2 separate regions of the Homo sapiens genome follow, and region 1 is linked to region 2. A link is a contact called in ENCODE Hi-C data. All regions are on one chromosome and are shown on one strand. The core of a region is the stretch at or near the end of the contact, and the rest is flanking DNA. Distances in the headings are between cores, read along the strand shown.

Region 1 (6,135 bases), core at 1,916-4,415, 130 kb before region 2:
TTTAACACAAAACTCCCAACTACCAAGAAGAGAAAGAAGGCCATTGATAGTATCATGGAACATATTATATGGTACATAGGGGTTAATTGCTTAGTGATGAATGAATGACACAGGATTATCCATGATGAAATATAAGATCATCTTTTATATAAATCTGTTTCTCCTGGGTAAATTTTCTGGGTAGTCTTCATGCTAAGACAAATTTTGCTGAACTCAGGAGAGAAGCAAATTGGGAAGGAAGTAAGATTTCATTTTGGAGAAATAAAACTTGAAAAGGTTATATTCAAGAAGGGAAATGAGGTTTTCTAGTTGGATCCTAGGAAAGGCATTAGCACGTGCATTCTGACTTTTAAAATTCCTTGCCTCAAGTGTCTTCTGGGTCTTATGATTTCTGGACTTAGTACATTCACCTTCTAGGAACATTCTTTTTTCTCTTAAGACACTCTGAATGCCAGACTGTGTCCAGTGACGTATCATCTTAAGTGGTTGAAAGACAAAATATTTAAATTGCCATACATTTTGTCTGCCTCTTCATAGAAATGATGCAAATCAGTTTCATATTTCCAGTGAATTCTTTGACTCTTGTGGTCTCACATAGGGCCTATGAAAAACACAGCTTTTCCCCAAAGAAGACCTTCATCACTTGAATTTTATTAGCCTCCCCAAAGGCCTAGTTTCTGTCTAGTGTCCAGTCTTGGAAGCATCTGCTTTAAATTTCCTTTAAACAACTGTTATATGGAAATGACTTCCTTTCTTCTCTCTCCACTCCTCATCCTAAACTGAGCTGCCCGTCTACTTCTCACTGTAACAATCTTTGATGTCAGCTTATTTGTGGACCTCGCACACAGGAATGGGACAAGTCACCAGCTCAGAAGTCTCAGGACCAGCGACATCAAGAGCAGGAAGTGGCCAGTGCCTCAACTTCACTCCCCTCTCCCTCCTGGAACAGGCCCTCCATCACCGTAGATAATTCATGTCACTGAATGGAACATGTAAGCCATCTCACTTCTTTTTGTCTTCACAAATGCTTTAAACACAGGCTTGGAAAATCTGTGGGCTTCTCACACGTTCTCAGATATATTCCTTTGCACCTAACTGGAGTGAAATGATATGGTGCTCAGTGGAAGGAATCTGGTTGTGCCAGCAGAGGTTGGGGCTATGGAACCATGTAACTGGAAGCAAGCAGTGAAAGAAACCTGGAAACTCCTGTCACCCTGTGCCTCAGTGCAGGCTGGCTCAGCAGCATCAACTTAATGTTCTGTGTGGGATGCTAGCACATTTGTGTTTGGAGCCTGGTAATTAGATTGTGAGCAGGAGGCAAAATCCCAGCAATCTGGTGGCATGGACAAATCTTGGTGTCAGAAGGCATGGTGTGTTGAGGCTTAACAATCTCAGCTCTATTTTTGTCTATCACCCCTTTGATACATGTCAAAAAAAATCCCACCCACTAGTTCTCTTTCTCCTCTCCCCATCAAGATCAAGCACCATAGACAAATTAAATAATAACAATAATAGAACAGGAAAATAATACACCGATGATCAGACATCAAAATGAAATGCAGACCCTTAGAACAACTTTGCTTCGTGTACTTTTAATACATTTTATATGCCACACGGCAATTTACTGAGAGGTGGATTTTAACATACCACATATGCTATTGGCAAGATAAGAATTACTGAGTTGAATGTTGGTTCACTAAATATGCTGAAACCCTTTTACAGTGTAGACTCTGAGGAACAGCTAACACTCTCTTTATGGGCACATTGAAATGAATTGTGCTTTTACTGTATGTCATTGTTATGTTTCAGGGGACATGATTTCACCAGTAGCTTTGCCAAATTTTTGCAATAACATGATTCCACTGTATTTCTATTTTAGTACCACGATCTCATGCCTTGAAGTTTATTTGAAAAAAGAAAACAACATAAAAAAGAGTGAAGTTCAGCCAAATCCAGGTTATTCAGGATTTAAGTTATAATCCAGCATGAAGATTATCCTAAACTTTTGCTTCTCTTCCTCACCTTTAGTATTTTTCATCTTAAGTGGATGTTCCTGCTCAGTAGCATATTTCCCAGAAAGAATCAATGGGATTTAATTAATTTCTTGTGTGAAATGCTGCAGAGATACTTTTTGAGGGAGGGAGAGAGAGAGAGAATGAGAATGTATGTAGAGAGAGAGAGAAGAGAGAAATGGTTGGAAGCTTTTGGTAATATTTTCTGATATGTATAAACTTAAATTACCTAGAATTCATGAGCACTTCTGCTTGCTATCCATGTAGAAGAGATCATTAAGAGATTGCTGTATTTTATCCATAATGTACTTTTCTAACCTAAATTATTAGGAATAGGAATACCCCATCTGCATGCTATGAATAACACCATGTGTGGAGAATCTGCACAGATCCTGAGATAATTGTAGGGATGAAGCTGTCTAAGGAGAAATCCCAGGCCTTAGGAGAGTGTGAACCTTGTGGAAAGATGAACAAAAGGGGAAGAGCCCTATTTTGAATCAAGGAAATCTTAACTCATGAGAATAAAATTAGTGTGAGGAGCCAAATCCTGAACAATCTTTAGTTTCCTTATTTTCTCTCTGATGACACTGTAACTGTCTAACTAAAAAGGAGAGAATCAAGTTAAGGAGCAAAGTATTTGGTCAACCCTTTAAACTATTTGTCGACATCATTTTATAGGTCAGCATACTTGTTTGAATTTTCCATTTGTCTTTAGAATATCTACCTGGAGAGAAGTCGATATTTAACTAGAAGAGATGGACGCTGTTGGGCTAATACAAAAAGTTAAAAATTCAACCCATGAAACATTGGTTTTTATTTCATTAGCAATTTTGGTTTCATTTTTTTTACCCAAATTAGGCTGAAAAATGAAATCAAAATTGCTGGTGAAATGAAGCCATTTTATACAAATAGCACTTTGCATCCTCAAAAAGAGAGATTCCACAGAATGTTCTTGTACAAACACCTGTAGTTTGGGTCCATGTGGAATCTCTCTTTTTCAGGACACAAAGTGGTATTTGTATAAGAACATTCTGATTCTGGATCCACTAGCTGCAAGAAGACCTGATTGAACCAGTGCCTCCCGCTGTGGGTGAAAATCAGCCTGGCCTCTCCTGGGACACAGAGGGGACCAAACTGTCAGTCACTAGAATGATTTGTTCTCACTTTCCAGCTGGCTGGTTTGGTGCTGTTGTTGATGCTGCCACAGTCATTGTAGTGTAGGGTAGGTAACAGACTAGCCTTCCAAGCACCTAGCTTTCCACCTCCTTGCTGAGACTTTGGCTTGGTCTCCTAGAAATGGCTCCTTTTAACCCAATAAACAGGGAAGTGGGTGGGGGGATAGCTGTTTAAAAAGAGCACATTTTAATGGAAAAATGAGGTATTTTCCATTGTGGTAATGTGTCTTTTTTTTTCAATCATAAAATTGCTCAAAAGAGGAAGCAAAAAGAGGAACATGTATTCATTTGTTTCAACTTGAATTTGTGAAATGAGTTCTTAAGAAAGCTAGCAGGCATCTATTTCGAAGAATTATGACTCCTTTTCGACATGTAAATATCGTATCATTTCCACAGTATAATTATCTCCCATGATGATCTAAATTTATATGACTGTAGATTCCAAACGCAGTTATTGTGGAGTTTCAACAAGACCACATATGAGAAAGAAAGAGAGAAAATATCTGCATGTGTCAGTGTTCAAATGACACCATCAGAGACTGTTGAGAGTAAGACAAGACCTCTCCTTTGTGACCAGTTAACTGATACTAGACAAGTATTGTTCTAGCAGGTAAAATGACTCGAAGATATCTTCAAACTTTATATTTTTTAATAACCCCCATAATACAGAATTACCTATGGATGTACATGTTGGAGTACATTCACGTGAAAGTATAGAATCAGACATTATTCAGGCAGACTTTCCCTGTTCCAAATACTCCTTAATTGAGGAACTACCTTGACTACTAATTTTAAATCACAATAGTTCCATGCAGAAGGGAGAGCTAAGTTTTGGGTTACAAAATTTTGAAAACCACCATATAGAACCCACCTAAAATATCCAACCACCAACTTGCCACTGGCGATGGCTGAGAAAGCAGAAGGGAGGCAGATGTGGTTGTTGCCCAGTTGGAAATGATGATACTAATAAGACTTTAAGTGAAGTAAGCAGAAGGAGTTTGGGGCATTTGTTATGCTCTCCTTGAAGCTCTGTTCTGAGTCCTCCCAGACCTGGCTGGAGATTGATTTTCCTTCTGTGCTAGATATCCTACGTGAAAATAACCATGGCAGTATTAATAATAGCACTGTAGCAGCTGTTTGGAAAGTGAGCACCTTCCATACCTTAACTTTCTATTTTGCCTGGTAGATTGCACTCTTTTCCTTTTCACTAGCAGATAGTTCTCTGAGTACGAATCTAAAGAGAGGAGAGCCAAGGCTATCTATATTGCCTATGGTAAGACAGCATAGTGAGACATTTCCTTAAAAATCTGGGAATGACTGCAAATGGCATTGGGAATACAATCATGAGTTGGTTGCCCCTGATGGTAGTTCTTCAGGTTCATGCATAGGAAGCTCCAAGGGAAGGTTGACTCATTAGATGCACCAAAGGTTGGCTTACTCTAAAAATGAACATGTCATGAGCATGCACACAGGGTTAATAACATATATTGAGCTTTTCCTATATGCTAGATTCTTTTTTACCTTCTTATTAAATCCAAACAACAACGTCCCAGTGAAGATGTTGTTATCAACAAGAATATAAGCAGAATGAGTAGCAATTTGGGTTCACTTGTATACAATAAACACTTGGCACATTTGCTTTTCAAATGATTTAATAAATGTTAACCTTATGGATGAAGAAACAGAGTTTTGCAGAGATTGAATACTCTGCCAAATTCCCCCAGCCAGATAACGCCAGAACAGGGAAACAGGCCTGACGCTATGGGGAGATTTTGTTCCCTGCCAGAGGTTCAGCATACCCAAATCCCCTCCCTTGTGTGGGCCCTGGTTGGAGTTGGACACAAGAAAAATTTGCATGAGATATGGAAGGTAGAAGTGAAGCAGCAGCTGTTATGCTCAGAGGATGGACATATGGATGCCAGGCACCATGACAGTGTCAACTTACACGTCATCACTTATCTGCTGGTTCACCTCGTTGGTGTGGGGCAATGGCTGGGTCCACAGCTTCTCTAGTTTTCAGCAGATCTCTTCCTTTCAGTTCTTTGAGTCCTGAGCCATGGCAGGAACCTTGTGCAGCTTCACGGCAAAGGACACCAGTCTCTTCTGCAAGTTATCTATATTGTTGAGGTTGGAGGCCATGAGATACAGATGTGGGTTTTAGTTTGTCTTGTCTCTCTGTTCATGTCCAGCTTGTCTTCCTGATTGCCAGCCTTCTTGACCTCTAGTGACTTCAAGGCTACTGCCAGATGCAAAGGCAACAGCCTCCCATAGGCTTCTTTATAAGTTCCCACAATGCTGTCGAGTCTAACCTCTTCAGTAAACCATTTATTTCATATCACTTGTGGTGGCTGTGCTTCCATGATCAAACTTTAGCTGTTATGGTTTGTCAGACTCCAAATTTCCAGGATACTGCACTCACTGGGAGACTATGAGGGTGAAGGCACGAGCAGGTTTCAGTGGGACTGGAATCCTCTGGCTTTAGGAAACTGAGTACTTCCTTAATCAGATGCTCAGAGAACAAAGCAAGGGGATATACATGAGCAAAACAGAAAATTGAGAAGTCATATCAATGTTTCATTTAGCTTATGAGATTACAGAGCTAGTAATTTCATGGCCAATTATATGTTTAAGATAGGCCAAAAATAAGTTGAAAAAATATTTCAGTGGCCGTTTGTGGACAATATAAAAATGACATTTTTCTGATTTCTCAATCAGTGCTTTTCAGTATCTTAGTCACAGCCTACATTTACATGCCAAACATCTGCATGGAAAGTGAAAATATGCTGTTATAACCTAGATGAAACATCTGGAAGATGATATTTTTCTACTTTTTATTCATTTGGTGTCACATAGATCTAGGCATCAACACATATCTCTTTTCCCTTAACTTTAAAAAAACATGATTTTATTTTTCAGTGCACTTTTTCTGGAAAACAATTTTGCAAGGT
Region 2 (6,055 bases), core at 1,379-3,878:
CAGTTATGGAGGATAGCTCCTATGGTTTTGTATAACATTAATTTGGGTTTTCAGGGATGACAAAACTTATTTAGAAGCTGACTCAGGGGATAAATTTTGATTTAGCAAACAGTCTCAGAGAACGGTGTTTCAAAGACAACCACCTTGTCCAGGAGTCTGCCTTTGAAAAAACTGAGAAACAACCAGTTTTGATGGATTCTTTCATTCTCTATAGGCCTTCACTAGATCCCCATCCCATCCTAGGATTCTCTACCATTCTAGAACAAAATTCCCACTCACTAGTTGACATGGACTCAGAAAGAAAGCTAAGCAATAGTGTATTTACTCTCCAAATATGACCATTGATTATCTAACATACGTTTTCACCAAAGTACTTTTATTGTAGAGGATGTCAGAGGTATTAAAGAAGCCACACCCCTAGTGACAAATACCTTTACTGCCTCCTGTTTTACCTTACACATTTGTGAGAATTTAAAAATCTATACAATAAATTATTCTTTTTAACACAAACATAAATTTTCCTCAAACATTTTTAAGAATAATTAATACACCAGGAAGATAATTTATGCTTATCTGGGGCCTTGCATATTCACTATCAGCATGGCCAGGATCCAGGAGGTCACATGTACCTGTCTGAGAAACATGAAATTGATGTGTTGTCCTCTGAGCTATCCCTGAAAGAGTAGACTTCAGGTACTATATTGACGACTGTCTACCTCATCTTACAACCCCCAACTGGATCAAGTAACCACAGATCTTGGTTATAGAAGACAAGGGTTTAACAGGACACTAATAGCAATTATGTCATGTTCTAAACCTTTTGTTTTTATTTGCTTGGAAGCTGAGGCCCAGGAAAGTTGAAGGACTTCCTCAAGGTCACAGAATCAGGACTAGTTTCTAGACCTCCTAACTCCAATCCCATTTGAACTTAGGGGGTAGTATATGACTGGTGTCTGACTGATACCAGTCAGAAAACAGATGGGTTGTGTGGATGAATCAGCTACACTTCTATCCTTTTCACATAACCCAGACAGTTCAAAGGAGTTGGAGATGCATTTGCTGTATTTTGCTTTTTGCAAAGGATAAGTGTCTCTTCCCAACTTTTATGATTTGAATAATGATTTAACAATGAAGATCCTGGAAACACAAACTCTATGGGAGGTTGGTAAACTTTTATTTATAAGATATGCTTATAAATAAAGGATATCTTTATTTTCAGTGCTGGGCTGCTCAGGATTAGACTAGAGTGAAGAAAACTGGATTGTATTTAGATTTTTCTGATATATTTGAAAGCTGAAAAGAAAGTATAGGAAATAAATACTTTTTTTTCATTTAAGATTTTAAAAGGAATTTAAGTGCTTGTTAAAAAAAAAGTTGCCTCTTGACTGTCGGTAATCTTTTCGGCAGACATAGAAAGGGAAACCTTTATACCTTTGTATTTTTAGTTCCTAACAAAGGACAACTGTGCATGAATGGGGAGAACATTAACCCCCACTTGCCCTCAAATGTAACCTGTGATCACATTGTGCCAACTACACCAGTGAGCACCAACAAATATAGTTATTAATTGAGGTTTCTCAAACATCTGGACTTTTGGCACCCAGAACCAAAATAGCTGGACATTTGTTTGAATTCTCTACTTGTTTTCCAAGCTTGACATTGAGTCAGAATAATAGCAGTTATAGACTACTTCCTATATGCCAGAGTCAGGCTAAATGTTTTACCTGTATTAGCTTGTTTAACCTTCACAACCATCAAATGAGTCCTAAAGTATGAATGATTCCTTTTAGAGATGAGGGTACTGAGGCTCAGAGAAGGAAGCACAGAGCTGATATGAGAACACTGTCTGTCTGATTATAAACCCTGAACTGAGAGTGTTTCATTTTGGCAAAATGACTACAGAGGGCAACAAATGATATAAATCCAATTTGTAGCTACCCTACTAAAAGAAAGAGTGACTGTACAATATCTGAGTTAATAACATTACTCAGTAGTATCACCATTGTTAGCAAATTTGATAATTTGGGGAAAATTTTTCCTTCTCTTGAATTACTCTGATGCATTCAAATTCACCTGATAATTGTGTATTACATGTATTACCCTTTGAGTATTAAAACAACTGAAAATACCTGCATCTTTGTCAGATTAAATAATTTAGAAAATGAAAAAATACACAAAAACAAATTAAATAAACATAAGACTCAATCCCTGGGTTAAAGATGAATATTGCAGTTTTCTTTACTAGTTAGTGGCTAGAGTTTTAACTAGGTAACCTTGAGCAAGTTACTTAATCTCTTAAGCCTCAGTTTTCTCATCTTTAAAACACAAATGATAACAAAACCTACTTTAGCCTACTTTGCTAAAGGATGGAATAAAAAAATGCATGTAAAGTGCTTAACACAGTGCCTGGCTTATAGCATGGTTTCAAAACATAGTTAATTATCTGTCATAACTTAAGCTGGTACCATGGGAGAACTGGAATTCAGAAGTACACCTGAGGTCTACTCCCACCAATGGGGTGGGGGGCTGGGGTGGGTCACTGGAGAGCAGAGAAACCTCATGCAACTTTCACCCTTTCTCCTTGTTTCTGGATCTTCAGTCGCAGAAGTAAGCCAGCTTCACTTCCTCTGTTACTACTGCCCCCTGCTGGCTGGGGAGGGAAAGATGCGATGGCAGAGCTGAAATTGTTTGCTTTCCTTTCTCTGCTTCTCACACTTCTCTGTGCCAGGTCTTCAGGTTTCTTTAAATATTAAAGCTGACTAACCCTAGCCTCCTGTAAAAGGATGTGAGAGCATGAATATGATCACTCTCTCTTTAGTACTGTAAAATTTTATGGTTATGTAGAAATTCAATGTTAAAAAAACCCCAACAACTCTATGATGAAATTTCTCTGGATAAATAATTAGTTATGCCCAGAGACACATTGTGGGGGCAGTGCATTTTTTGACCTTTCAACATAGACAGATGGTTTACGCATCTTCAGCATTCAGAGTTTTCTGAGGAGCATTATATAATCTCAGTGTGGTCACCAAATGAAATAAGAAATTCCTCATTTGGCAGATGGAGCTTGCGTATCGAGTTCATAAACTTTAATACTTCTCCCAAGTCCAAAATCAGAGACAACCTGCTCCCAAGTCAGTTTCCCATTTGCACTTAATTAGGGAGTGTGTTTTGGAGGTCAGTGAAAACCAGTGGAGTATGTTTTCATAATAACTTCCCTCACAATAAAATTATTTGGGAGGCAGCTATCCAACTTTTTCTGGAATGAGGGCAAGAAAAATGGGGACACAAAGTGAAGTTATTGGATACCTTATCTGGAACTGCCCAAAATGTTGACTGAGATCCAAAGAACACACAGTACCTTCTGGATCAGGGAAAAGGAGCCAAATGTTTTTATAGTCCCAACAATTTTCTTAACTACAATTTTGCTTCATTTCTAACAACGAAGTGAAGTACTTTTAAGGATTCCAAATACTAGAGAACAAAAGCCTTCTCAGAGTTGTAATCATGTCATACAGAAATAGAGACAGTAAGTATCCTGGTTAAGGAAAATGTGAATATGTGGATGAACAAAAGTGACTGGTAGTTAGGACAGGTAGCCAGACTGTCACTTACTGGCTGGATGCTTTTGTGTATTTGGGTTTAACAAAGATAACATGGTGAGTCCCAAACATGTTGCACCTCACTTTATAAAGTGTGATATCACTGTAGCTGTAGGAAAGTGTATTGTGCTTGTATTAGCCTTTTTCTAAAATGTCCTAGAATAATTCTAAGTCACAAATCAAATTAGAGAGAGTAAACTTCCTTAATAGATTAAGAAATCAAATTCTGATAGACTAGTACTTCTTTGTAGTTTTTTAAATAATATTTTTGCTATTTTTTCTGAGACAGAATTTTGCTCTTGTCACCCAGGCTGGAGTGCAATGGTGCAATCTCGGCTCACTGAAACCTCTGCCTCCCGGGGGTCAAGCTATTCTCCTACCTCAGCTTCCCGAATAGCTGGGACTACAGGCATGTGCCACCACGCCCAGCTAATTTTCTTTTCCTTTCTTTTTTTTTTTTTTTTGTATTTTTAGTAGAGATGAGGCTTCTCCATGTTGGCCAGGCTGGTCTCAAACTCCTGACCTCAGGTGATCCACCCACCTCGGCCTCCCACAGTATTGGGATTACAGGCGTGAGCCACTGCACCTGGACTATTTTTGCTATTTCTAAATTGCATTTGGCTTTTATAACTCCCATCAATCTAGAAGGACATGGCAAGATCCATAAATTTCTGAATTGTGGTTGGTGAACTTTTATCTCAATATGAAGCTGATGGCTGCAATATGTTGAAAGGATTTTCAACCTCATATACAGAATATGGTTAACTGTTTCCTCTTTCTCTTACTCGTACACACACACACACACACACACACACACAATGACTTGAGGTAAGATTTGTTATAATTATACTGTGTATGTTCAGTGAGAAATTGTTCTGAGATGAAGTCCTGAGGCTTCTCAACCAAATTTCTCTCAAAGGCAGTTCATATGTCAAGTTGTTACATTCACCAAATGACTGAAGTGTAACCATAACAAGGGAGCATGACCCATGCATCAGAATGAATACACTATTTCTCTTTAGTCTCTTAATTTAATAGTGATGATAACAAGGAATTTGTTATACTTCGTTTCCAATATTTGGCAGATCATTTGGATTATGGCCTTTATAAGTTACCTGTACGTAAATCACCCTAAATTCAGTTCAGCTGGTATTTTTCAGTGGCAACAGAAGTAACTTCATTTTATATATTAATTGTATGAGGTTTTGATATTTCAGGCTGCTATTTTAGGTCATGTACTGTGTGGTAGGCAGCTGCTAAGATGTCCCCCACTTATCCCTGTCTCCTGGTATTGACGCTGTTCTCTTCAGTATCACTGAACTTACATCTAATGAATAGAACATGATAGAAAACGATGGGATGTTCTTAACAAGGTTAGGTTAGAAAAAGACTGTGGCTTCTGTCTTGGATGCCCTCTCTGGATCTCTCTCTCTGGGAGCCTTCAGGCTTTGGGAAGTATGCTGCCATATTGTATATGGCCCTATGGGGAGATGCCCAGATGACAAAAACCAACCAACCAAACAAAACCCACAAAACCTAAAAATAAAAAATAAACCCTTATAAACCTGGTCAACAGCCAGTGAGTACCTGAAGCTTGCCAAGAGTCGCATGAGCAGTCTTGGAAGCAGATCCTCCCCTAGTCAGGCTTTGAGATGACTGCAGCCCCAGCTCATACCATCATTGCAGCTTTGCAAGAGACCTGGAACCAGAATGCACTCAGCTAAGCCATGCCCAGATTCTTGACTCATAGAAATTGTGAGATTGTAAATGTTTGTTATTCTGAACAGCTAAGTTTTGGGCATATTTGTTACATAGCAATTGATAACTTACAAACCTCTCTAAGTCTATGGATGGCTAAATATCACAGAGTAGCCATCCTTAAGAATAGTCAGAATAGTCAGTGATCAAATACTCTGATCCATATTCTTTGGCAGAAATTATAAGCCAGGTCTTCATCTAAAAGAAGAAATGTGATTCCGGGCAAGATGGCCTAATGGGAACAGCTCTGGTCTGCAGCTCCCAGCAAGACCAACGCAGAAGGCAGGTGATTTCTGCATTTCCAACTGAGGTACCCAGTTCATCTCATTGGGACTGGTTAGACAGTGGGTGCAGTGCATAGAGGGCGAGCTGAAGCAGGGTGGGGCATCACCTCACCTGGGAAGTGCAAGGGGTCAGCGAACTCCCTCCCCTAGCCAAGAGAAGCCCCAAGGGACTGTGCTGTGAGGAATGGTGCATTTGAGCCCAGATACTACACTTTTCCCACAGTCTTCGAAACCCACAGACCAGGAGATTCCCTAGGGTGCCTACACCACCAGGGCCCTGGGTTTCAAGCACAAAACTGGGTAGCCATTTGGGCAGACACTGAGCTAGCTGCAGGAGGTTTTTTTTTGTTGTTGTTGTTTTTTCATTTCAGTGGTACCCAGAACACCAGCAAGACAGATCTGTTCAATCCC

Evidence for each region. Hi-C counts contacts between places; a loop is a spot of excess contacts on that map. Pooled maps may share reads with other maps.
Region 1: a loop to region 2 is called in a map of GM12878, with 4 times the contacts of the local background. The contact joins two enhancer-like sites. A Hi-C loop is called at or near these places in 1 of 168 maps with a recorded cell type or tissue (GM12878), 1 of 37 single-sample maps with no recorded cell type and 11 of 50 pooled maps.

The regions. Positions count from the first base shown.
Region 1 is chr1:221,066,111-221,072,245 of GRCh38, forward strand. It overlaps LOC101929750 (a long non-coding RNA gene), which reads left to right. Exons shown (of 7, transcript XR_001738479.2): 3 at 849-992. Among named protein-coding and RNA genes, the nearest start is that of HLX-AS1, 190 kb to the left of the region's middle. RefSeq lists a silencer at 3,034-3,083. Within about 2 kb of position 3,166, at least 4 of the 41 ENCODE cell types and tissues checked have a DNase peak (open chromatin) inside an H3K27ac peak, as active enhancers do.
Region 2 is chr1:221,201,008-221,207,062 of GRCh38, forward strand. No RefSeq gene overlaps it. Among named protein-coding and RNA genes, the nearest start is that of LINC02817, 130 kb to the right of the region's middle. Within about 2 kb of position 2,629, at least 10 of the 41 ENCODE cell types and tissues checked have a DNase peak (open chromatin) inside an H3K27ac peak, as active enhancers do.